Linked DNA regions of Homo sapiens: regions 2, 3 and 4 are each linked to region 1. A link is a contact called in ENCODE Hi-C or POLR2A ChIA-PET data. All regions are on one chromosome and are shown on one strand. The core of a region is the stretch at or near the end of the contact, and the rest is flanking DNA. Distances in the headings are between cores, read along the strand shown.

What was found. A loop is a pair of places that touch in the nucleus more often than their neighbours do. ChIA-PET counts read pairs that join two places held with the same protein, here RNA polymerase II (POLR2A). Pooled maps may share reads with other maps.
Region 2: a map of CD8-positive, alpha-beta T cell shows a loop between it and region 1 (21-fold over the local background). The contact joins the promoter of ALMS1 here to the promoter of DNAAF10 in region 1. A Hi-C loop is called at or near these places in 2 of 168 maps with a recorded cell type or tissue (CD8-positive, alpha-beta T cell and naive thymus-derived CD4-positive, alpha-beta T cell) and 6 of 50 pooled maps.
Region 3: a loop to region 1 is called in a pooled map, with 6 times the contacts of the local background. The contact joins the promoter of GCFC2 here to the promoter of DNAAF10 in region 1. A Hi-C loop is called at or near these places in 3 of 50 pooled maps. POLR2A ChIA-PET finds 5 or more read pairs at or near these places in 2 of 52 experiments (A673 and naive thymus-derived CD8-positive, alpha-beta T cell).
Region 4: a map of CD4-positive, alpha-beta T cell shows a loop between it and region 1 (21-fold over the local background). The contact joins the promoter of CCT4 here to the promoter of DNAAF10 in region 1. A Hi-C loop is called at or near these places in 2 of 168 maps with a recorded cell type or tissue (CD4-positive, alpha-beta T cell and naive thymus-derived CD4-positive, alpha-beta T cell) and 6 of 50 pooled maps.

The regions. Positions count from the first base shown.
Region 1 is chr2:68,153,489-68,160,043 of GRCh38, forward strand. DNAAF10 (dynein axonemal assembly factor 10) reads right to left here and starts at 4,039. Exons shown (of 8, transcript NM_138458.4): 1 at 3,773-4,039. The coding sequence starts at 3,955. PNO1 (partner of NOB1 homolog) reads left to right here and starts at 4,400. Exons shown (of 7, transcript NM_020143.4): 1 at 4,400-4,653; 2 at 4,892-5,041. The coding sequence starts at 4,447. RefSeq lists enhancers at 3,282-4,214, 3,672-3,811, 4,092-4,331, 4,612-4,711.
Region 2 is chr2:73,382,498-73,389,232 of GRCh38, forward strand. ALMS1 (ALMS1 centrosome and basal body associated protein) reads left to right here and starts at 3,339. Exons shown (of 23, transcript NM_001378454.1): 1 at 3,339-3,695. The coding sequence starts at 3,372. LOC105374804 (a long non-coding RNA gene) reads right to left here and starts at 3,184. Exons shown (of 4, transcript XR_007087053.1): 1 at 2,956-3,184. RefSeq lists enhancers at 3,098-3,847, 3,888-4,127 and silencers at 3,098-3,497, 3,658-3,827.
Region 3 is chr2:75,707,734-75,714,458 of GRCh38, forward strand. It overlaps GCFC2 (GC-rich sequence DNA-binding factor 2), which reads right to left and starts at 3,182. Exons shown (of 17, transcript NM_003203.5): 1 at 2,858-3,182. The coding sequence starts at 3,122. It overlaps LOC105374813 (a long non-coding RNA gene), which reads left to right and starts at 3,206. Exons shown (of 3, transcript XR_940260.2): 1 at 3,206-3,301. RefSeq lists a silencer at 2,714-3,013 and an enhancer at 3,992-4,563.
Region 4 is chr2:61,886,351-61,892,779 of GRCh38, forward strand. CCT4 (chaperonin containing TCP1 subunit 4) reads right to left here and starts at 2,306. Exons shown (of 14, transcript NM_006430.4): 1 at 2,031-2,306. The coding sequence starts at 2,157. It also overlaps a transcript of COMMD1 not described here. RefSeq lists enhancers at 1,334-1,895, 1,896-2,455, 1,997-2,076, 3,016-3,575.

The DNA of each region.
Region 1 (6,555 bases), core at 2,789-5,288:
CATTAAAATCACCTTGCGGAAGTTTAAAAATACTCTGATTTCTAAACCTTACTCCAGATGCAACAAAGTTGTACTACTGTGTCAGAATTTCTAGGGGTGGGACCAAGGCACAAATGTTTTAAAACACACACACACAAGCCACAAAATGCACTCAAATGATCCTGATGCACAGTAAGGAGTGGGAGTTACTGGACCAGTATTTAACCTATATTTAAAAATTTTTTTCCATTGCACCAGAACAGCCAAACACAATGAAGTTTTTTTTTTTTTTTTTTTTTTTTGGAGACAGAGTCTTCCTCTGTCTTCAGGCTGGAGTGCAATGGCGCGATCTCGGCTCACTGCAACTTCTGCCTCCCGGGTTCAAGTGATTCTCGTGCCTCAGCCTCCTGAGTAGCTGGGTTTACAGGCACGCACCTGACCACGCCCAGCTAATTTTTGTATTTTTTAGTAGAGATGGGGTTTCACCATGTTGGCCAGGATGGTCTTGCTCTCCTGACCTTGTGATCCCCCCGCCTCGGCCTCTCAAAGTGCAGGGATTACAGGTGTGAGCACCGCGCCCAGCCCAGTGTAAGTTCTTAAAGGTATTTTTGTATTAGTTTTACCCTCTTTTTGGACAGTAGGCTCTTTAGGAGAAAGGACTCAACTTTTAAATCTCTTCGGTCCTTGTTAAACACAGTACCTTGAAATAGTGTGTTCTCAGACAACTCATGGTAGAAAAAAAGAATATCCAAAGGATTCAGGTGAAAATATACTTCTTTTTTCTTTTTTTATTTTTTGAGACGGAGTCTTGCTCTGTCACCCACGCTGGAGTGCAGTGGCGCGATCTCGGCTCACTGCAAGCTCTGCCTCCCAGGTTGAAGCCATTCTCCTGCCTCAGCCTCCTGAGTAGCTGGGACTACAGGCGCCCGCCACCACGCCCGGCTGATTTTTTGTATTTTTAGTAGAGACGGGGTTTCACCGTGTTAGCCAGGATGATCTCGATCTCCTGACCTCATGATCCACCCGCCTCGGCCTCCCAAAGTGCTGGGATTACAGGCGTGAGCCACCACACCCGGCGTGAAAATACACTTAGTGGTTATTCCTGGCATTGAGATTATGGGTGATATTTTCTTCGTTTTCCTATTTTCTAAATGTTCTATCGTGGACACATATTATTTTTGCTACAAAAGAAAATTATCTTTTTAAAATTTGCTGAAATTCCCCAGAGTCGCTACAAAAGACAAACTACTCTATTCCACTTGATGGAGTAAGTGTACTTTTGAAATACATACAAATCATATATTTTCATTTTATTATTTTTTGAGACAGGGTCTCTCTGTCACCCAGGATGGAGTGCAGTGGTGCGAACACAGCATCCTTGACCTCCTGGGCTCAAGAGATCCTCCCACCACAGCCTCCCAAGTAGCTGGGACTACAGGCTCGCATCACTATGCCCAGCTAATTTTTGTATTTTTTTTATACAAAAAGTAGAGACGGGGTTTCCCCATGTTGCCTAGGCTGGTCTTGAACTCCTGGGCTCAAGCAATCCACCCCACTGCCTCCCAAAGTGTTGGAATTGCAGGCGTTAGCCACTGCACCAGGCCTGTTCTTATTTTAAAAAGTCACAGGTCTAAGCCCTGATCCTGCCACTGCACTCCATCGTAGGCAAGAGTGAGACCCTGTTTCAAAAAAAAAAAAAAAATTTCAATCATGTCCCATTTTTCTTCGAAAAAGGAATAAATGGCCAGGTGCAATGGCTCATGTCTGTAATCCCAGCACTTTGGGAGCCCAAGGCGGGTGGATCACCTAAGGTCAGGAGTTTGAGACCTGCCTGACCAACATGGTGAAACCCCATCTCTACTAAAAATACAAAAAAATTAGTTGGGCGTGGTAGCATGTGCCTGTAATTCCAGCTACTAGGGAGGCTGAGGCAGGAGAATCGCTTGAACCTGGGAGGCAGAGGTTGCAGTTAGCCAAGATCACGCCACTGCACTCAAGCTTGGGTGACAGAGCCAGACTCCGTCTCAAAAAAAAAAAAGAAAGAAAGAAAAGAAAAAGGAATAAATCCTTTAAATACCTTTTCTTTTTAATGGTGGCTCACACCTGATCCAGCACTTTGGGAGGGAGAGGCGGGAGGATGGTTTGAGCCCAGGAGTTCCAGGCTGCGATGAGCTATGACAGTAGCACTGCACTCCGGACTGGGACAGAGCTACGCCATCCCTAAACAACAACAACAAAAAACAAAAACAACCCAAAATGCAATGTAAAGAAATTTTACTTTGTGTAGAAATCAGGAAGGGCATCATACATTAGATAATCTGAACTGAACATTGGAATAGCAACAGGTAGCCAGGCTTGGTGGCTCACGCCTGTAATCCCAGTATTACGGGAGGCCGATGTAGGCAGACTGCTTGAGCCCAGGAGTTGGAGACCAGCCTAGGCAACACGGTGAAACCCCATCTCTACCAAAATAAAAAATAAAAAAATAAAAAGTACAAAAAAATTAGTTAGGTGTGGTGGCACACACCTGTAGTCCCAGCTACTTGGGAGGCTGAGGTGGGGAGGCGGAGGTTGCAGTGAGCTGTGTTTGCACCACAGCACTCCGGGCTGGGTGACAGATTGAGACCCTGTCTCAAAAAAAAAAAAAAAAAAAAAAAAGCCACTGGTTACCAGAAGCTAAGTGATGAACAATACAAGGAACGAAGGAAAGGTAGAAAAAAATAAGCCATGTTTCATGTTTGTCATTCAGGGAAACTTAAAGCGGGATGGGGTCTTACATACTTTCTATTCTAGGCTTAACAGTCCAAATTGTATTCATCCTTTATCTACCAGTTTAATCCCTACCTCCTCCAAGCAGATTCTCTCCATAGGTTTTGATCCCCAGAGTTAACCTACCCTGCACTTGTAGTCTATTACAACCCTGATCTGATAATGACTGATCATTTTTTCAGGTAACAAAATCAACACTTTTTAAAAACTATAAACAGCTATAAAATGCTAGTTACTATCATTATTCTCTAATTCTTTCACTAGTAATCTTCAAAAAAACCTTGCAAACCTAATCTTTCCACACCCTGCTTAAATCCTTTCAGTTGTGTCCGTTTTTTCTTAGAAAAAAGGCATAAATCCTTTGAATGTCCTACAGATCTTGCAATGTCTGGTTCCTGCTTATCCCTCTAGTTTCTTAAGGAGATAAACTTCTTCCCATCACTGAGCTTCTGCATGTGCAGAAGCCCTGGAAACCTTGTCCTTTACTCCTAGTTTGACCTAGTTAGCTTCTGCACATACCAAAATCTGTTTTCATTCATCCCAAATCTGTTTTCACTCTCATTGAACCGTAACCGTGTTCCTTTGTGTGAGACAACTCATCTCGGTTTGTATTTATGTATCGTTGCTTTGATTATTGAACTGAGTATCTCTCCCACTAGAAAATAAACTCCATGAGATGGGGGACATTACCATTCACATCCCTGGGAATACCAGGCACTCAGCTGATGCCTGTCGAATGTGTTAGGTTGCCTCTTCCAACCACACTGCAGGCATCCTGGTGCCCGCTTTGGCTGGACTGCACTGGGGGTGGCAGGACGGTTGGGCGCGGAGGAACTACCCCGCGGATGAGAAGAAAGGTTTTAAATAGGAAACATTCCTCAGTCGGCGGTCAGCTTCTCTGGTCTCGCGCGGCTCAAGCCATGCTTTGGGGGACGCTGGGCGAAGGCTCTGGCAAAGAGGAATGCAGACCCCAGGATCCGCACTCGCCCCCAACGGCAGTCCGGATCCTCGACCCGGCACCCACCTCCCGAAGCAGCTTCAGGTCCCCGTGCTGGATCTCGTACAGCTGAATGACGCCGGTGCCCCGTGCGAAGTTGCCCATGGTCACAAATTTGGCGCTGCAGGGCACCCACTTACAGTCAAACACCGTGTAGTTGAAGCCCTTCTGGATATGGGCGATGATCTGAGGCTTCTCGAAGGCCGACATGGTGCAGCCAATTTCAGCTACGGCAACCGCCACACCCAGAGCCCCCAAAAACGGCAACCTGGAAACCAGACTCCAAACATTGGCAATTTGTCCCTCCCGCTTTCCGTATTCTGCCCCAGATGCCCTGGCATGTTGGCTGTAGTTATCCCCGGATAATGCCAGATGCGCTCCTGCGATCGCACAGAATGTTCCTTCACAACAGCACGAATTTGTTTATCGCCTTTACCCACTGCCTTTCGCACACATACATACTAGAGATTACAAAATACTTGGGCTGGGAGTTGCGCGGCTGGAGTGAGCCCAAGACCATCAGGCATATCTTAGGACAGCCTAACCCCGTTTTCCCCCCCACCGGCCCCAAATCCTGCAGGTCCCCGGCCTGTGACGTTTTAGGAAAGGGGCGGAGCTGCAGGGGTGGTTGGCTGAGGCTGGCTTCTGCGTGGTGCAGCTGCGCACGTGTTTCAGCCGGCAGCGCTTTAAGATTTCCGGGGATGGAATCCGAAATGGAAACGCAGAGCGCCAGGGCAGAGGAGGGCTTTACCCAGGTCACCCGCAAGGGTGGCCGACGGGCGAAGAAACGACAGGCTGAACAGCTGTCCGCAGCAGGAGAGGGCGGGGATGCGGGCCGCATGGACACAGAGGAGGCCAGGCCGGCGAAGAGGCCCGTCTTCCCACCCCTCTGTGGGGACGGGCTCCTGGTATGTGGCTGGGACCCTAGGACAGCAACGAGGCAAGGGCCAGACGCGGATCAAGCCGATGGCCTCTGGAGAATGTTGAAGCTGCGGTGGGGCTGTTCTGCCGTGATGCTCAGAGAGAAGTGATTCTTTGAAGTGTAACTAGTTCAGTTAAAGGAGGCCCTTTGTGGATCAGATGTCATTTTAAACTCCATCACCGTCCCTCCATAGCCTTCTGAGTTGTGTGTTCTTTTATTTACAGAGTGGGAAAGAAGAAACAAGGAAAATTCCAGTCCCAGCTAACAGATACACACCATTGAAAGAAAACTGGATGAAGATATTTACTCCTATTGTGGAACATTTGGGACTTCAGATACGCTTTAACTTGAAATCAAGGAATGTAGAAATCAGGGTAAGGAAAATCTCAATCATTTCCCAATACACCAGGCTTTCTCTCCTACAGAGATGAAAAGGCATGAATAGGCTTTACTTAATGGGACTTTTCTGTTGTATGGTTTTTGTCCAGTTTAAAAATTTACCATATTGAGTTTGAACTTCCCAAATGCCTTAAAAATCTGCATTCGATACAAATATTAATTGAATTTGTAAATTAGTTCTGAGATCACACCAAAATACTGGCTCTTCTTCTGTGTATCTTTTATAATGTTCTATGTCAAATTGAGAAAAGGTCGAGTAAAGAGATTGCCATAAACAGAAGCAGGTAAATAATGAATATAAGCACTTGCTGCTTTACAAGAAGTATATACAGTCAGCGTCGGGAATATGTTCTGGGATATGTTTTGTCAGATGACTTAGTCCTTGTGCGAATATTATAGAGTGTACTTACACAAACCTAGATGGTATGTGTATATTTGTTTATATATTTTTTTCATATGGAAAACCAAATGTCCCAGCACCATTACTGAATATCAGTCATTTCATCTACTTGATCTGCATTGCCGGTATCCAGTGCCATATATCAGGTTTCTGTATATTCTCCATTATACTGTTATGAGACCACCATGGTATGAGCGGTTGGTCACTGATCAAAATGTCATTATGCAGTGCATGACTGTGTTTTAATGGTGCTCTTTTGATTAAAAAATGTATTATTTTGATAAGAAACATGCATATATATGTGTGTGTGTGTGTGTGTGTGTGTATATATATCTTTTTATTTTGCTCTTTCACCCAGGCTGGAGTGAGTGGCATGATCTTGGCTCACTGTTAACAGGTGCCTGCCACCAAACCTGGCTAATTTTTGTATTTTTAGTAGAGACTGGGTTTTAGCATGTTGGCCAGGCTAGTCTCGAACTCCTGACCTCAGGTGATCACATCTCGGCCTCCCAAAGTGCTGGGATTACAGGCGTGAGCTGCCCCACCGAGCCTATGTATATATTTTAAATTCTGTGCTATCAATCCGGGAATTAGACATTTAAATTTACTTTGGGCTTTCTTTTCTGGGTGCCAATTTCATACCAGAATCGATAACCGAAATTAATTATATTTTCCTTTTTAAGGATTCTTTTACCATCATCCGGACTGGTATAGTCTCATCTCTGTTAATGGAATATAATAATGGAACAAAGAAAGGCACTATTCTAAATAGTTGATAAAGTGTAAAATATCATAGAACATGATAGAGTAACTCCTCTTTGTCCCTGTTGCCATTCTCTCATTCAGGCTTTTATGGTTTCCTGCCAAGGAGTGGTTTCGTTGTAGGTTTCCCTTGCTTCATTGTTTGACGTCTCTCCTTTCTCCACTCATCCATCTGCCAGTGCCAGATTAAGTTTCCCAGATCACAATGCTTTTATGACATCCTGGCATCTTCAAAAAACAAAAAAAAATTTTTTTTTTTTTTTTTTTTTTGAGATAGAGTCTTGCTCCGTTGCCCAGGCTGGAGTGCAGTGTCGCAATCTCGGCTCA
Region 2 (6,735 bases), core at 2,089-4,588, 5.2 Mb after region 1:
CAGAGTACACATGAAAAATGAGTCAGTTATCCCTCCTGGGAGTTCTCCCAAGTAGTCTGTGATTGTGTGCTTGCTTCATTTTGTTGGTTTCTGGGTGTTCTTTTCAAAGAAACACAGTCTACTGGAGGGGTGGTAATTTTAAGCACTGGAGGGTCTCTAACAATTAGCTTCAATATAAAGGGTAAGTTAGTGGGCAAGCCAGATGTTCCCATAAATAAGTAGTACCCTAGGGGAGTACAGACTGCATTGGGAGGATAAGGGCTATTTAGCACATCAGGGACAAGCCAACTTTCTTTCCCTCAGGATAAGCAGATTTCTTGGATGAAGTTAAACAGGTTTCTCCAAAGCAGGCTGGAATGTTTTGGAAGAGAATGACCTGAGTAGTGTATAAAGAATAGCCCCAATATTAGTTTCTATTCCTGAAGGGCTAGGTTTTTCTCATAGGATTGTAATGACTTCAGGGAAACATTCTGTTGAAGTGTAGGTCAAGGTCCAATTTTTAGAAGACTGAGGTTTGGGATGAACTTTGTGGGGAATGCTTAAGTACCAGAAGTGACCTACAGAAGAAAATCTACTTGATGAAGTCTATGAAAGCACAGTTATTAAATTTTGTCAACAATTCCTTAAAAGCAGTAGCTACGGTTTGAGAAAAACACTCCAGAAAGTGTCTCTTTTCTTTTCTTTTTTTCCTTCCCTTTCCTTTCTCTTTCCCTTTCCCCTTTCCCCTCCTTTCCTTTCCTTTCTCTTTCTCTCTTCTCCCTTTCTCTCTTTCTTTTTTAGATTGGGTTTCACTTTGTTGCCCATTGGCACGATCACAGCTCACTGCAGTCTTGGACTCCTGAGCTTCAAGGACCCTCTTGCCTCAGCCTCCTGAGTAGCTGGGACTCCAGATACGTGCCACCATGCCCAGCTAATTTTTTATTGTTTTTAGAGATGGGGGTCTTGCTACATTGCCTACGTTAGTTAGACTCCTGGTCTCAAGTGATCTTCCCACCTTGGCTTTCTAAAGTGCTGGAATTACAGGTATGACCCACTGCACCTGGCCAAATAATGTTTACTTTAAGTAGTAGAACATAGGGAGTCAAAAGTAACAGGATGAAGATAAGGGTTATCTCCCCGAGAAATCAATTTGTTAGTTAATCAAGGGTGTCAAAATGCAATAAGCAAGATTAGTGGTAGGGTAAGAGATGCCAAGGAATCAGAAATTAATCTTGTCCTGTTGTCTTGGGTATAAACTGCCCATTTCTGCAGTAAGCAGCTTCTGGGGAAGTCCCAGGAATCTTCAGTTTGAGGTCTTCCAATAGTATGGGATGTCCGGTAGCCAGGAGAAAATGATGCATGTCTTTTTAGTTGTGTAATATGAATCCAGGGATCAATGTCTTCTAGTTTTACTCCTGGGTCAGTTGTTGATAGTACCTGACATTTTTTTTTCTTGCATTGAGGCTCAAGGGAAATTGTTTTCTAATGCTTTTTCAGAAGACCAAATCTCTAACTTCAGAAGCTGCTTAGGTGGGTGCTTTGAGAATGCAGCTTCCATCTGTTGTTGATAAAGCAGGAGTTAATCTTAGAAGTCTCCTGCAGCAATTAGTGATAACAGCTTATATTAGTAGCATCTAGTATTGGAAGTAATTCACAAATACATGAGGAAGCCTGTTATTAACTCAGAAGGAGATAACTTATGGGCCTTAGAATGGACTGACCTTATTGCCATCAAGGCAAATAGAAGTACTTTGGGCTTTGGAAGTTAGATGGAAGTTAGAGAACTTTGAAAGCTATTTTTTAGAATTCTATTAGTTCTCTTTATCTTTCCTGAAATTTGTGGATGCAAAAAGATAGCGGAGTTTCTAAAAAGGTAAAGCTTTACAGTTATTTAATATCAGTGAAATGTGTGTCCTCTTACTGGAGATAAACATTGAGATTTCACATTCAGGAATACAAAATTAATAAATTCTTTTCTACTATTACAGTAATAGGTCTCCGGCAAGGAGAACCCCTAAACCCCTTAAGAATAAATAACCCTAATGTACTCATAGTCCATTTAGAGGTGTTCAACAGAACTCCAAGACTGGGCTCCAGTTCATGTTCTACCCTTAAAGTTTTGCCAGGATTGGGTCATTGACAGGTAGGCAGGACATACATCCTTGGCAATAACCCTAAAATTGCCCCACCAACATTGGTTCAGCATCATTATCAATGTATCTCTACTATTGTGGGTAATACCATGAAGACTTTTTGCTGGACTCCACTTTAATTATGGCTATTTCCTTTGGTAACAGTGAAGCATCTCAAGATTATAATTATTATTTAAAATTTTAATTTAAAAATTTTCCCCATAGGTTATTGGGGGTACAGGTGGTGTCTGGTTACATGGCATCTTAAGATACTTTAATTTGCCATTCATTTCGTAGAGGTTCCTGAAGCGGTCAGGAAATCTTTGTTTTTAAAGCACTCCAAAGTCATTGACGAACCACCAAAACATATGTACTATCAGTATAAATATTTGCTCTGTTATCCTTTAACAGCTGGTTGGTCTAGGCCAGGGCAATTCCTACACTAACAGAGGACCTGGGATGGCATACTGAGTCAGCCACTTACTAGGTAAGAAACTTTGGGCAAATTAATTTTTTTAGCCTCAGATTCTTCATACATGAAATAGTAATACTTGTCTCACAGAACCGTGAGCATCTAATGAGTTATTGTACAATAACCAACCTATCACTAAGTCCTTCACATTGATTATTTCCTTTAATTATCACACCCATCCTATGCGATGGCCTATTATCATCGTTTTATAAACACAAAGTCACACCACTTTAAGTGGTGATGCCAGGATTCAAACTCCGATCTTTCTGATGCCAGTGCCCAGTTCTTAATCCCTCTAACAACCCGTGACACTTTTCCACGGTTAGGTTCAAGCGCCCACCATACAGCTTGACACTTTAGGAGATACTCAACCTTTAAAACTTTATAATTTGCATGTGTGATTATAACGGGTACGTCCTAGAGTTTGATCTCTTCTCTGTGCAGGGGCGAAACTCGACCCCAGCCGAGAACTACACTGTCCTTGCGCGGGGCCCTCTGCGCCCCGGAAGGCGCCCAGTCCCGGTTTATTGTGAGCTTACAGTACAGTTCGCAAGGTCCCGGCCGGTGACGGCGGCGAGGCGGCAACGTCGCCTGTAGCAAACCTCCGCCCTAAGGCGTTCCCGCCGGGCCTCGCGCGGCGTCCCTAGCAACGCGCGCGCGGTCTTCCGGCCCCGCCCAGGCGGGCGGCACTGCGCCTAAGCTGGGCCACAACCGCCAGTCAGGGCTCTCCCCTTCCCCTCCCTCCCCCCCTCCTCCTCCTCCTCTGCCGCCCAGAGCGAGACACCAACATGGAGCCCGAGGATCTGCCATGGCCGGGCGAGCTGGAGGAGGAGGAGGAGGAGGAGGAGGAGGAGGAGGAGGAAGAGGAGGAGGCTGCAGCGGCGGCGGCGGCGAACGTGGACGACGTAGTGGTCGTGGAGGAGGTGGAGGAAGAGGCGGGGCGGGAGTTGGACTCCGACTCTCACTACGGGCCCCAGCATCTGGAAAGTATAGACGACGAGGAGGACGAGGAGGCCAAGGCCTGGCTGCAGGCGCACCCCGGCAGGATTTTGCCTCCGCTGTCGCCCCCGCAGCACCGCTACTCGGAGGGCGAGCGGACCTCCCTGGAGAAGGTGAGGCGGGCCGGGGAGGGGTGTGGAGCCGCGGCGAGTTGGGGGTGGAGGCTGGGCCCCGAGCGCTCCGCCCGCCCGCAGGTCACGCCGCCTGACGGAGAAAACGCGCGCAGCTGAGGCTAGTAGGCGGCCCAGACTCCAGCCCAGGTGCCGGCCGGCTGCTCCGCGTCTCCCAGGCTTTGTGGCAAAGACTTCTCGTTTCCTCCCCCTCGGTGGGTCCTGGGCCTTTTGAACTCCCGTAGACGTTCAGGGGAGCCTGCATTCCCCGTGAGAAACGCTGAGAGAGGACCACGGGTGTGTCGAGCCTTGAAGGAGGGAAAAGGCGGTGTAGGACCGGAGCGAGTGGTTGCCTGGGGAGCATCTTGTTGGGGAGACAGTGAACAGATGAGCTTGACTGAATTGCAGGACTCCCCTGAGGGAGTAATGTGGATAATGTACACCGCGCGATCACTTAGTCTGGAGAGGCTCCCCGCGGGTTTTCCTCCCCTGGACCATCATTTGTAGCAATAAAGGGGTTCCCCAGCCGATAGGAGGGGCTTGGAATGCAGGAGGCTTGTGATGCGGCTCCAAACAGTCTGCAAAACTACAAAGCACAGATAATACACAATGGAGAAAGCCGATTTCATGGTAGACCCCCGAAGATCATTTTGAAAATAACTCTCCATTTAATTTGCTGCCCTTACCCCCCTTTTTTTAACTTACTGCTTTTCGAGGAGCAAGACCTGCCCTGCTCAGTACAGTAGCCACTGGCCACGTGTGGCTTTTTACATCTTAAAGAGAAAACTATTATAGTTTTGAGTAAGAGTTAAAAATAAATTAAATGAAAAATTCCATGCGTCTGTTCTTACCGGTTTTCAAGTGCTCAGCAGCCACACTAGGCTAGTGGCTACCATGTTGGACAGAGCAGATAATGGAACAGTTCCATCATCACAGACAGTGAAGGTGTAGAGTTTTGTCACTAATGAGCAGTAGTTGTTGTTTTGTCTGGTGAATATTCCAGGGGGTACTTAATTCATTGAACATGTATTATTAGAATTCACCATGTGCCACACATTGTGCTGGGTGCTAAGGAAAGCTTGGTGAACCCAAACATTTTTGGTCTCTGCCTTCCTTGTGTTCATGGTCTAGACAGGGAGGCAGACAGATTTCAGATGATCACATAAAGTGAAACTAATATATGTGCTAATATTCTATGAAAGCATAAAGTAAGATAATCTGGCCTTGTCAGTGAAGTTGGGAAAGCCTTCTTGAGGAGGTTATGATAGAGCTGATATCTGAAGACAGTTTAAGGTTAATCAGGCAAAGGGGAGGGAAAGAGCCGTCTAGCTGAGGGAAAAACACATGAAAAGGTACTGTTGATGAGAGAGAGCATGGCATTTTCCAGGACCCAGAAGCCAACGTGGTTTGAGCACAGACTGCAAGGCTTTGTGTGCTATGCCAAGGATTTAGGGGCTTTATCTCTGGAGCTTTGGGGAGTTGAAGAAAATATTTGAAACGAGGGGATGTATGATAAGTTAGGTGTTTCAGAAAGGTCAGGTGTATAGCAGAGTGTGGAACAGCTGTGATAGCAAGGTGGGATGGGGAGCAGTAGCCATAGGTCAAGGGCATAAATTAGGAGACCATTGCAGCATTGCCCGGCAAAAGATGATGAAAGTTTGGAATAGGGAAGTGTTGGTGGATACAGGGAAAAGTGGACTGATTTGAGAGATATTTAAGAGGCAAAATCATCATACTTAATAACGGATGGGATGTGAAAGGTGAAGTAGCCAGGTGTTAGGTTATTGTTTGAATGGTTGTGCCAATATTAAGATATGGCCAGATTTATGGTGGAGGTGGTGGCTGTGAGTGGGTGGTGGAATTGGTTGGGTGAGTCTTAAGATTATGAGTTTGGTTTTGAAGATTGAAGGAGAAGGCTGGGCTAGAGATTTCAAGTTGTAAGTCATTTACATAGAGACCATAATTAAAGCCACACTTGTTGACTAGGTCTTCTAACTTTTATTTTGTCCTGTGACTTCTTGCTTGAATAACTATTAATATTCAAACTTTATCTTGAAGCCTAGAGGAGGAGTTTTTTAAACAAAATTTTAATTTAATTTTAGATTTGGGGGTACATATGCACGTAATTAACATGGATATATTGCATAATGGTGAGGTTTGGGCTTCTAGTGAACCTCTCACCCAAATAATATACCTTTGTACGTGATAGTGTAACATTGTACTTGATAGGTAATTTTTCAGCCCTTCTCTCCTCCTTCTGGAGCCCCCAGTGTCTGTTTATTTCCATCTTTATGTCTGTGGGTACTTATTGTACCCATTTATCTTTATGCCTCTGTGTACCCATTGTACCCACTTGTCTTACCAGTGAGAGCATGTGGTATTTGATTTTCTGTTTCTGAATTGTTTCACTTGATAAATAGCCTCCAGGCTCCATCCATGTTGCTGCAAAGGACAGGATTTCATTCTGTTTATAGCTGCATAATATTCCACAATGTATATTAATACATACTACATTTTCTTTACCCATTCAGTTGTTGATGGACACTTAGGTTGATTTCATGACTTTGCTATTGTGAACGGTGCTGTGATAAACATATGAGCACAGATTTTTTTCTTTTTTTTTAATGGCGTCTAGCTGGTGTAGAACACCTGGGCTCAAGTGATACTCCGCCTTGGCTTCCCAAAGTGCTGGGATTACAGGTGTGAGCCAGTGTGCCTGGCTCAGATGTCTTTTTGATGAAATGATTTAATTTCCTTTGGAGAGATACCCAGTAGTAGGATTGCTGGGTCAAATGGTAGTTCTGTTTTGAGTTCTTCAAGAAATCTCCATACTGCTTTCCATAGGAGTTGAACAATTTACATTCCCAACAACAGTGTATACGTGTTCCCTTTTCTTCTCATCCTTGCCAACATCTGTTTTTTGACTTTTTAATAATAGCCATTCTGACTGGTGTGAGATGGTATCTCATTGTGATTTTAATTTGCATTTCTCTGATGCTTAGTGATGTTGAGCATTTTTTCATGTTTTTTGGCCGCTCGTATG
Region 3 (6,725 bases), core at 1,932-4,431, 7.6 Mb after region 1:
CATCACAATAATAACATGTTATTTGTTCTTTTTACCATGTTGATATTTATATAATGAAGTAAAGGCAGTGATGGGTAAAACTGCTAGGCTCTTGGCATGAATGAATCAATTTGTAGTAGCAGTTATGGTATTTTTCCTTACCTCACATGGCAGAAAAAAGCCAGTTGCTCTTCATGAACTAATTAAAAAATTGTTATTTTATTAAATTTTGACCCTTGAGTACACATGTTTAATATTCTTTGTGACAAAATCAAAGTATTCATAAGGCACTTTTGCTGCATCTTGAAATGCAATGGCTGCCTTAAGGAAAAGCATTTGTGTGACTGAGTTGCAAGCTGAACTAGACGTTGTTTTTAAGAAGCATCACCATTTTACTTGAAAGAATGACTAACAAACCGATTATTCAGACATGGCTATCTGACAAACATTTTCTCAAAACATGAGCCCGGTTGTGCCTATCAATAAAATGAGAGATTTCAAGTGAAAATTGAGATTTTGGAAAACTTATATTCTCTACTGTGAACCTAACAGCTTTCCAGTACTTACAGACTGATTAATCAGTGGTAATACTATGATTTTTTTGGTATTGTACAATAAAATGCTCCAACATTTGCAAGATCTGCAAACTCAGCTAATGAATACCTTCCAAATAATGCAAGATGTTACCAATCGTTCATGAGTAAAAGATCCAAAGTACAAAACAGAACAGAGTTTTAAGGTAAGAGCACCCCAAATTTAATCATATGGTTTAAGAATCCATTTGGCAACTTTTTTTTTTTTTTTTTTTTTTTTTTTTGAGATAAAGTCTCACTCTGTCACCCAGGCTAGAGTGTAGTGGCACAATCTCAGCTCACTGCAACCTCTGCCTCCCGGGTTCAAGTGATTCTCTGCCTCAGCCTCCTGAGTAGCTGGGATTACAGGCACCCACCACCATGCCTGGCTAATTTTTGTATTTTTAGTAGAGATGGGGTTTCACCATGTTGGCCAGGCTGGGCTCGAACTCCTGATCTCTTGATACACCTGCCTCGGCCTCCTAAAGTGCTGGGATTACAGGTGTGAGCCACTGTGCCCGGCCCGCAACTAACTTTTAAGAAGGGTTAGTTTATTACTTGTTGAGCTGTGTTATATTAAAGCACAACACCCTCAATGATCTAAAAATGCTATTAAGTACTCGTCTTAATCATGTATCTGTCAGAGGCTGTATTTTCTTCAAATACTTCAACCAAAACAAAATAGCACAAGAGATTAAAAGCAGAAACACCTATGACAATTCATCTGTCTTCTATTAATATTTTGCCAGACATTAAAGAGATCTGTAAATTGAAAACAATGCTACTCTTCCTTTTTTGGGGTAATACTTTTCACAAAAATCTTACTTATCCTTACATGTAATAGATTTTTTGTAAGTGAATTAATAAATTTTATTTTTAGTGTGATAAATATTGATAGGTATAACCTACTGAAACAAAAGCTCTTTGGAATCCTTAATCATTTCTAAGAGTCTAAAAGAGGTCCAATTCCCAAAGAGTTTGAGAACCACTATTCTAGAAGGCAAGAGAAAAGGAACTCCTGACTTCAACTTTCATCTACAAAGTTTAACCAGAAAACAAATATAAAAGGTCATGAAAACTTTAGACAAATAGAAGGTCACAAGAAAGACCAAGAAATCACGAAGATCATAAACCTGGAGGACATTATGTTACATGAAATAAGACAGGCACAGAGAGACAAACACCACATGATCTCACATATGTAATCTAAAAAAGTGGAAATCAGAAATCACAGAAGCAGAGAGTCGAGTAGTGGTTAGAAGGGACTGAGTGAGGTTGAGGGTAGTTGGGAAGATACTGGTCAAAGGGCACACATTTTAATTAGACAAGAGGAATTCTATTCTACAACACGGTGACTAAAATTAATAACAATGCATTGCATACTTGAAAATTAGTAAGAGTAGATAGTAAGTGTTCTCACCACAAAAAAAAGTAAGTACCTAAGGTAAAGCAAATGTTAATTAGCTCCATTTAGTCACTGTAGACACATTTCAAACATCATGTTGTACACTATAAGTATATACATTTTTTACTTCTCAATAAATTAATAAAAATCACTTTAATGACAATAAAAAATAATAGGAAGATTTTAGCTCTCAAGACTAACCAAAAACCGTATTCCTCATTAAGCTACAATTCCAACTCAGAGCAGCACATTTTATTTAAACAACTTTATGCTGCCTTACACCTGTATTTAAGAACTCAAAGGTACTTCAAAATGACGACACTATATCTAACACCATTACTGGTACCATCTACAGTGTCATGAATCTCTATCATGCTTCTTTGTGTTGTATATATTACTATTAGTTTTTGCAAATAACTGGTGAAAAAAGAAAATAAACAAAGGGGAATGTCCCAAAACCTAGATTCCTGTACTACTCTGGCTAAATGTTTTCAAGAAAGATAAGTTGGTCAAGTGTCTAAAAGGTACATATAACTTCTGCCCACTTAATAGTATTATAAATTATTGAACTTTGTTGTGACAGTTTAGGTTCTTCATAAACTTTGATAACTGTGTTAGTTATAACTGATGGAGTCAACTGATGGTGAAAACGAAGAGCCTCCCAACTGTACACGATTGTTTTATTTCCCCCAAGGAGTCCAAAAGGCAGATGCAGATAGCGGGCAAGTGCTCGAGCTATTTTCTCGCTCACTACCTTCTGGATAAGTCTTTCTGGATAAGACTCAGCATGGCTTGTGGTCGGCAGCAAGTTATAGAACCCCCAGAGAAGGATCCAGAGACCCCGCGGCCCCTTCCCGCCCTGTGCCGTCACCTCCCCGCTTCCCCGCGTCTCCCTGGACACCTGAGCCTTCGTCCGCGCGGGGAGCCGCTTTGGTGGCACGCCGGGAGCTCGCCCAGACCCGGCCCCGGCCACGAGGGCCCCGAACCCGGTGGGGCAGTCCCGCCACCTGCGCGCGGCCTCCTCCAGAGGGCGGCTCTTCCTCCGCAGAACCCGGGACCGGAAGTTCCCTCGGCGCCCCAGGCTCAGCAGGCGACTCCTCGGCGCCATCGCTGTCGCTGGAATCAGCCGCGCGCTGCCGAAAAGTCCTTTTCGGCCTGTGAGCCATGGCCGAGGCCCGAGCGCCCGGCGCCCTAGAACCCGCTGAACCGCAAGCCGCAGCTTCAGTGCCCGCCCCCTAGGGCGCGCTCCCGCCGCGCCTGGCCGCCGAGTGCGCGCGCCCGTCCCGCCTGCCTTCTGCTCACCGCTACTCTGTCTGCGCCTGCGTGCTTTGGCTCCCTGGATCTGGTAGGCCGAGTTCTGTTCTGGGGCCTGAGTTTGCAAAGCATTCCCTTTGCCAGGTTAGGTTGCGTGGACTGACACCTTAGAGATTTTCACGGCCTATCCGGTCTGAGTCCCACGGAGAGCAGAACTCACGTGCTGTCCTTGTGCAAACCCCATCCAGAAATCAAGCGTTATGCTTTCCGTCCTGGACTGGAGCCAGATCCGTTGTCTTTTACTTTCTGGAGAGAGTGCCCCCTCCAACCAAGATTTAAAACAAACGAAACCCCAGCAGTGTGAGGCTCGGGGTAGGAGGAGATGCCTTTGAGAACAAAACCATAAAGTCTGTACATAAACAATGCATACAGACTAGCAAAAATCAAATGACTTCCCCCAGGCAGCAGGGCTTCAAGAGAGCCTGGTTAAATGTTTTCACCCTTAAAGAAACTATCTAAAAACAAAAAGCTATTGTCTGACGCAAATTTGTTCTATATTCATCAAGCTCTGTCTACTACTGTATCTGTATGGTAGAAATACTATATAATGTTGAGCTACTGCACACCTGTTATCAACTCCATGTTTAGTGGCGTCATATTGAGAGGTGACAGCGGGCCAGCTGGAGTTCCGGGTGGGCATGGGCTTGGCGGGCCTGCACTCGGAGCAGCCGGCCGGCCCTGCCAGCCCCGGGCAGTGAGGGACTTGGCACCCGGGCCAGCGGCTACAGAGGGTGTACTGGGTCCCCTAGCAGTGCCGGCCCACCGGCGCTGTGCTCGATTTCTCGCCGGGCCTTAGCTGCCTTCCCGCGGTGCAGGGCTCGGGACCTGCAGCCCGCCATGCCTGAGCCTCCCATCCACTCCATGGGCTCCTGTGCTGCCCGAGCATCCCCGACGAGCACCACCCCCTGCTCCACGGCGCCCAGTCCCATCGACCACCCAAGGGCTGAGGAGTACGAGCGCACGGCGCCGGACTGGCAGGCAGCTCCACCTGCAGCCCCGGTGCGGGATCCACTAGGTGAAGCCAGTTGGGCTCCTGAGTCTGGTGGGGACATAGAGAGTCTTTATGTCTAGCTCAGGGATTGTAAATACACCAATCAGCACTCTGTATCTGGCTCAAGGTTTGTAAACACACCAATCAGCACCCTGTGTTTAGCTCAAGGTTTATGAGTGCACCAATCGACACTCTGTATCTAGCTGCTCTGGTGGGGCCTTGGAGAACCTTTATGTCTAGCTCAGGGATTGTAAAAACACCAATCGGCACTCTGTATCTAGCTCAAGGTTTGTAAACCCACCAATCAGCACCCTGTGTTTAGCTCAAGGTTTGTGAGTGCACCAATAGACATTCTATCTAGCTGCTCTGGTGAGGCCTTGGAGAACCTGTGTGTGGAAACTCTGTATCTAACTAATCTGATGGGGATGTGGAGAACTTTTGTATCTAGCTCAGGGATTGTAAACGCACCAATCACGGCCCTGTCAAAACAGGCCGCTGGGCTCTACCAATCAGCAGGATGTGGGTGGGGCCAGATAAGAGAATAAAAGCAGGCTGCCCCAGCCAGCAGTGGCAACCCGCTCCGGTCCCCTTCCACAGTGTGGAAGCTTTGTTCTTTCGCTCTTTGCAATAAATCTTGCTACTGCTGACTCTTTGGGTCCACGTGGCTTTTATGAGCTGTAACACTCACCGTGAAGATCTGCAGCTTCATTCCTGAGCCCAGCGAGACCACAAACCCACCAGAAGGAAGAAACTCCAAACACATCTGAACATCAGAAGGGGCAGACCCCAGACGCGCCACCTTAAGAGCTGTAACGCTCACCGCGAGGGTCCGCAGCTTCATTCTTGAAATCAGTGAGACCAAGAACCCACCAATTCCGGACACAATATTGGCACCTTGAAATCAGCCATAAAGGGACTACTTATACCATATAAATTGGAAGACCTTAGAAGTCCAGGTGTTTCTCCCAGATATCCAGTCATTAAACATTTACCATTGTATCACTGACTATATGTCACCAAAGGAATCGAGAAGAGGCAAAGTTTCTCTGATTGACCTAGCCCCGGAATTTTTTTTTCTTGGCTTTGTCTTTTTTTCTTGGCTTTTCTCAATAAACTGAAACTCCTTGATGTAAATTTGGGAAATTATATGATACAGTATTATCAGTTATTCACAAGTTATTAATGTCTTATTATAAAGAGAGGCTTCTCTTTTTAAATCCAGGTAAAATTAGAGAACTACTTGTTTTTTTGTGTGTTTCTTTTGGAAAATTGGCAAATGGTGTGAAAAAGATATTTCTGGAGAATAGAGATACTTGTGGCATCTGAAAGAACAGCTTCCTATCATGGACCAAGTGCTCCTTGTAGTTAGAATAAACTTTAAAGATTGGAGATGGAGAAGTGGGTTCCGTTCGGTCCAGTGCTTTTCAGATGCCATCTTTCCATGCAGAATTCCCAAGTTCTGCCATGGATACTGCTCTGTACTCCCTTAGCAGAGGAGGACATCTTTCCAAATTACACTATAAAGTAGTTAATGCTAAACCAAACAGGAGACTATAATTTTTAGTTTAGTTAATTTTATGGACAGAGTCTCGCTCTGCCACCCAGTGCGATGGTGCAAATACAGCTCACTTCAGCCTTGACCTACTGGGCTTAGTGATCCTCCCACCTTAGCCTCCTGAGGATCTGGGACTACACGCGCATACCCCAATGCCCAGCTAAGACTAGCATTTTGAAACAGTGAGGAGAATGAGGAAGATGATCGTGATTGTAATTGGAGAGAAATTCAGTGTTCTGTTATGCACTCTTAAGGAAACATATTAATATATCGTACAATTCAATCAGTGTTTATTATACACCTACTAGCACAGGCACCATGCTAAGCCCTAGACTAATGCTTATCAAATCTAATGTTCTTCAAAGCACATGGAAATAGTGTGGACATATAGATACTGATTGAGCTGCTATGTGTAGGAACCAAGAGTCTTCATTTCTAGCAAGCTCCCAGGTGAAGGCGAGGATACTTGTCTGAGGATCACTCTAAATAGCAAGGTCCTAGAGCAGATACTAAGTATTAATCACCCTTAAGAAGGCTGGGCGCAGTGGCTCACGCCAGTAATCCCAGCACTTTGGGAGGCCGAGGTGGGCAGATCACGAGGTCAGGAGTTCAAGACCAGCATGACCAACATGGTGAAACCCCATCTCTACTAAAAATACAAAAATTAGCCGGGCGTGGTGGTGCATGCCTGTAATCCCAGCTACTTGGGAGGCTGAAGCAGAAGAATCACTTGAACCCAGGAGGCGGAGGTTGCAGTGAGCCGAGACCGCACCACTGTACTCCAGCCTGGTGACAGAGTGAGACTCCATCTCCAAAAAAAAAAAAGAAGTCTTAAAAAATAGTCTAAATAACTTAATCATTGATGAACTTCATATCAGATTGTAACAGCATGTAAATGTTAGGTACCTC
Region 4 (6,429 bases), core at 1,056-3,555, 6.3 Mb before region 1:
GCAATGAGCAGAGATCACACCACTGCACTCCAGCCTGGGGGACAGAGCAAGACAGACTCCATCTCAACAAACAAACCAAACCTAACAAACCAAACAAAAACCAAAACTCTCAAATCATAGCTTTTGGTCATCATCAGTATGTTATAAAACATCTCTGGGGCCGGGTGCGGTGGCTCACGCCTGTAATCCCAGCGCTTTGCGAAGCCAAGGCAGGCCGTCACTTGAGGCCAGGAGTTTAAGACATAACGGGTCATCTTCACAGATAACTTAGGTGGCCTTTCCTTCCCACATGCACACCCTCCTCTGTTGTTTCAGTTCTTTGTCTGCTTTTGTTTCAAAGGTTGCTAAATTTCCCACTTATTTTGTTTGTTGAATATCAACCATATTATAAACTCTCTTGGCCCCCAAATTTATCTTTTTTTTTTTTTGAGACGGAGTTTCGCTCGTCACCCTGGCTGGAGTGCAATGGCGCGACGTCAGTTCACGGCAACCTCCGCCTCCCAGGTTCAAGCTATTCCCCTGCCTCAGCCTCCCGAGTAGCTGGGACTACAGGCCTACGCCAACACACCCACCTAATTTTGTATTTTTAGTAGAGACGGGGTTTCTCCATGTTGGTCAGGCTGGTCTTGAACTCCTGACCTCATGTGATCCGCCAGCCTCAGCCTCCCAAATTGCTGGGATTACAGACGTGAGCCACCCTGCCCGACCCAAAATTTATCTTTCAACATTCTGTTCCTAATCTAATAAATGTAAGCTTCAACTATGGTCCCTAGACAATTATCCTACAAACCTTCGTTTCCAGGTGTATTATCTCCTAAACTTACAAATGACTCCTAAATCTGGCCATTCTGACCTTTCCAACTCATTAGGACAAGTTAGAAACTATTACTTTTTCTTACATCCAGCGTTACCTATCTTAGCGCCATCACATTCCCAGTTACTTGGGCTGATGACTGCAAACACATGTAAGGTGTACTTTATATACGTGGGTCTTTATATGCTTTCTCACTGAATCCTCACAGCAAGCCTACACGATGGCTAAAAAGAAATGATCCCATAGCTGGGGGAGATTAAGCCAAATACTTTCCAGGACACCAGGCCTTTAACATCTGCCCCAACCTAGCTTTCTAATCTCACCTCTTCTGTAAACATACTACTATTCTCCAACCCAAAAGAACTACTATACTCAATATACACTCGGGCAAGATCTCTAAACCTCTGTCCTGACTTTTCCTTCCAGATTTTTCTATTTCAACTCGATTTCTCTTAATCTTAACTCTAAAAAGCAAACATTTTCCTCCAATTTTATAAGTGAATCTTTGGCACAGAGGTTACAGGTCACTAAGACATGAAGTAACGGAAGCAGAGAATGAAACTCTGGTCTTCCTGATTTCCAACGTGTGCCACACACTTCCACAAAAAAAACAAATAATTGTTTCTTGATTTGCCTATGTTTCACTGCACATGCGGAGACGACATCAACGTAACTTTTCCGCAACTATTTCAAACACGACACGTAAGTCGGTTCCCACATCCATCCCAGTACAATGGGCCCCGCCCCAATTTAGACTCGGAGAGTTCACCCAATTCGTCTCAACAGTTGTGCCAAGTGAAGTTTATTTAATAGTTCTTTAAATAAGAATAACAAAGCTGAAAGATACTGTGCATTCTACCAGTTCCAATAAGCAATAAGCGACAGCCCTCAAGCGTCAGATCCCTAGTGAAGACTGCATGCAATCCTCGGCATTTTGAACTGCTTTCGGCTCCAATATGAATGATGCACAGTGCAGGATGAAAAACTAAGGGAGATTAAGATGCAAAATGGGGCAAGTCCAAAGGCCTCCATACTCCGGGTTGGCGATCATCGGCAGAAAAACAGAAATAAGGATCCCTCCACTGGGCTGCTTCTATAGGGAGGACAAGAGAGGATCACCCGAAGAAATGGGAAATGAGCCAAACCCGCTCAAGCCCACGATGAGAGCGCAGAGCACAACCCCGCGGCGCCGCGGGTCAGGCCATGAGAGTGATACCTTTGGCGGCGGAAATGTTGCTGAAGCGGATCTGGGCTGGCTTGTCGCGGTCCTGATAGGCGCCTTTCCCGCGGCCGCCGGCAGCCCCGGCAGTCGCCCCGCTCCGGGGTGCCACATTCTCGGGCATGGCAAACTCCGCTGTGTCTGGGTTGGCTCGGGAAGGACGGATGGACCCGGATTCTGGCCGGCCGCAGTGTAATAACGGTAAGCCCTCACTGCCTTCACGAACCTTCCAGAAAGCGGCGCCGGCGTCGGGAGGAGGCGGAGGCGGAGAAGGGGGCCTTCCTTGCCGCGCGGCGCTGGCGTGACGTAGGAGGCTGTCCGCTGCGCGCCGGGCGAGGAGGATGCGTGCGGTGGGCTCCGGGCTGGCGAGATTGTACGCCCGGGGCGCTGTGGGTGAAGAGCGCCGGGGGAACCTTTACGCGAGGCAGCAATGACAACGCGCGATTTTAAAGGCGAGTGGTGAGGACATCCGCATTTCCTCACTCCACCTTGCACGGCTATGAGGTCCCCTCCTTTTTTTTTTTTTTTTTTTCTTTTTTTGGATACAGTCTCACTCTGTTGCCCAGGCTGGAGTGCAGTGGCGCAAAATCTCGGCTCACTGCAGCCTCCGCCTCCCAGGTTCAAGCGATCCTCCTCAGCCTCCCGAGTAGCTGGGATTACAGGCGTCCGCCACCATGCCCAGCTAATTTTTGTATTTTTAGTAGAGACAGGGTTTCACCATGTTGGCCAGGCCGGTCTCGAACTCCCGACCTCAGGTGATCCACCCGCCTCGGGCTCCCAAAGTGTTGGGATTACAGGCGTCAGCCACGAAGCCCGGCCTTTTTTTTTTTTTTTTTTTTTTTTGACAGAGTCTCGCTCTGTCGTCCAGGCGGGAGTGCAGTGGGGCGATCTTGGCTCACTGCAGCCTCGACCTCCGGGGCCCAAGCGATCCTCCCGCCACAGCCTCCCAACTAGCCAGGACGACAGGTGCCCGCCACCATGCCTAGCGAATTTTTGTATTCGAAACATAGCGAGACTGGGTTTCGCTGTGTTGCCCAGGCTGGTCTGACCTCCCCGGCTCAAAGCGGTCCACCCTCCTCAGCGTTTCAAAGTACTGGGATTACAGGCGTGAGCCACCGCGCCCACCCGGAGGTGCCCTCCTTTAACTCCGGCTGGATCTATCCGCGAGGTGGGGTGGGCGCCGGAATAACTCTCTAAGGGATATGACTGAGTCTGTTTTTGCCCGGCCACATAGACCTGCATTTTATGCAGTTTTGTTCATTTTGAAAGGGAGTCAGAAAAGGGAGATTTGGAATGAGGCGAGGTTAGTTATCTCGTATTGGTTGATACTGGGTGGTGGAGGTTTGACAGACTGCCAAATCAGGTCTGTCTAGTTACCACCGCCCGCTTGTTCTACACTAGTGTCTCCTGCATGACGTAGCCACTGACTCTTAGGGAACGTAAACATTATAATAAAGATCATTTATTTCCGTTATCTGCTAAGCACAGTGCTAAACCTTTACACGTTTTATATCTCGTTTAGTCCTCACAATAATCCTTTACTTAAAAGGTGAGAGAACTGGAGCCCAAAGAAGGAACTGAAGCCCAGGGTAAACGAGTCAGTAGATAGAAGCAGTATTCCAATACAAAGCAAGGACCAGAAGCCATGAGCTAAACTGCTGGTCTCCTATGACCACTATATTTCAGTAGGGAAGTTTATGAAATGAGGTTTGTTGAATGTTCGCTCACAATTATTAAGCACCTGCAAAGTGACAGTTGCGTGTGGTAGGTTCAGAAACAAATGTTCAAAGGTACTTAATCTTGTAATTATGAGGTGGTGGTGGTGTTGTTTGTTTGTTTGTTTTTGTTTGTTTTTGAGACGGAGTTTCACTCTTGTTGCCCAGGCTGGAGCAGTGGCACCATCTCGGCTCACCGCAACCTCCGCCTCCCGGGTTCAAGCGATTCTCCTGCCTCAGCCTCCCCAGTAGCTGGGATTACGGGCATGCACCACCATGCCCGGCTAATTTTGTATTTTTAGTAGAGACGGGGTTTCTCCATGTTGGACAGGGTGGTTTCGAACTCCCGAGCTCAGGTGATAGGCCCGCCTCGGCTTCCCAAAGTGCTAGGATTGCAGGCTTGGCGAGAGCCACCTCGCCAAGTTGTTCTTTAACACACATTTAGCATATTAGCACTAGGGGCCTGGCTCAGTAGCTCACGCCTGTAATCCCAGCACTTTGGGAGGCCGAGGTGGGTGGATCGCTTTAGGTCAGGAGTTTAAGACCAGCCTAGCCAACGTGGCGAAACCCCGTCTCTACTAAAAATCAAAACATTAACCGGGGGTGTAATCCCAGCTACTCGGGAGGCTGAGGCAGGAGAATCCCTTGAAGCCAGGAAGTGGAGGTTGCAGTGAGCCGAGATTGCGCCACTGCACTCCAGCCTGGGTGATAGAGCAAGACTTTGTCTCAAAAAAAAAAAAAAAAAAAAAAGAAGGATATTAGCACTAGGAAATGAAGATCCATAAACCTCTGAGGCCGACTTCTCTTCAGAGGACCAGAATACTCCCAAGTAGCACATAAATTCTATGGTTATTTGTTTAGACAACTGATGTAATATGTTGGAAACAAGTGGGTGATGAGGAAATGCATTAATTTTGGGATGTAAAATACTGGATTTGAGTTTATTAATAGCTCTGCTACTTATTAGCTATGTGACCTAAGGAAGGCCACTTAAATCCTTTGGGTCTCATTTTCCTCATCTGTAAAATAGGAGGGTTGAACTAGATGATCTCTAGGGGCTTACTAAACTACTAGTTCTACCAGTGTAAGGAGTCGATCTGTCAGCCATAAAGGACAGAGCAGAATTTGGAAGATGCCATTATTGGCTTCTTGGGAGAGTCTTAAAGTTTTGAGACATGCTTTAAGTATCTGAAATGTTTCAAGTTACAAACATTTCTTTTTCTGTGAAATTGGAATTATTTTTGTTCGTGGGATTAGGCAGTAAATAAATGTTAAACATCGGCTTTCATCAGAGTGTTAATGTACATTATTTCTCCATTAAAATGGGATTTCAACAAATATTAAAACCTAAACATGGCCGGGCGTGGTGGCTCACACTTGTAATCCCAGCACTTTGGGAGGCCAAGGTGGGTGGATCACAGGAGTTCAAGACCAGCCTGGCCAAGATGGTGAAATCCCATCTCTACTAAAAATACAAAAATTAGCCAGGCGTGGTGTCAGATGCCTGTAATCCCAGCTGTTCGGGAGGCTGAGGCAGGAGAATCACTTGAACTCGGGAGGCAGAGGTTGTAGTGAGCCGAGATCATGCCACTGCACTCCAGCCTGGGCGACAGAGTGAGACTCCATCTCAAAACAAAACAAAAACATAAACACTTGTGTAGAGTACTTTAAGCAAAGCACTGTTGCTAATGAAGGGTAAAAATGTTTTTAAAACTTTCTGATATTTATTTTTTATTTATTTATTTATTTTTGAGATGGAGTCTCGCTCTGTCACCCAGGCTGGAGTGCAGTGGCACAATCTCGGCTCACTGCAAGCTCCGCCTCCCGGGTTCACGCCATTCTCCTGTCTCAGCCTCCTGAGTAGCTGGGACTACAGGCGCCCACCACCAAGCCCGGCTAGTTTTTTGTATTTTTAGTAGAGAGGGGGTTTCACCGTGTTAGCCAGAATGGTCTCGATCTCCTGACCCGGTGATCCGCCTGCCTTGGCCTCCCAAAGTGCTGGGATAAAAGGCATGAGCCACCATGCCCGGCCAGCTTTCCTATATTTAAAAAATACTTTCCAAAACAAAACAAAACCAAACAAACAAAAATACTTTCCTGTCAGATCCAAGCAGACGTAAGGCATATGTGGGAATGTTGGCAATAACAATACAATTTCCTTAATAATTTATGAAATAGGTTTTACAAAACAATAATACTTTGTCAGCCATCCAAATGAAGGTTCTCTTTAGAATGAATAGCCCACGATGTCCTAGACCCTCAATAATAGGACTGAGCCAGGAACTGGTTAAGGTTAGAAAAGAAGAGAGGAGGGGCCAGGTGCGGTGGCTCATGCTGTAATCCCAGCACCTTGGGAGGCGGAGGAGGGTGGATCAGCTGAGGTCAGGGGATTGAGACCATCCTGGCTAACACGGTGAAACCCTGTCTCTACTAAAAATACAAAAAATTAGCCCGGTGTTGTGGCATGCACCTGTATTCCCAGCTACTGGGGAGGCTGAGGCAGGAGGATCGCTTGAACCTGGGAGGTGGAGGTTGCGGTGAGCCGAGATCGTGCCATTTCACTCCAGCCTGGGCAACAAGAGGGAAACTCTGTCTCAAAAAAAAAAAAAAGAAAAGAAAAGAAGAGAGGGCTGTATGTATCTTATCTCTCTTAGGTTTTACTCCAATTCAAAGACAGTGTT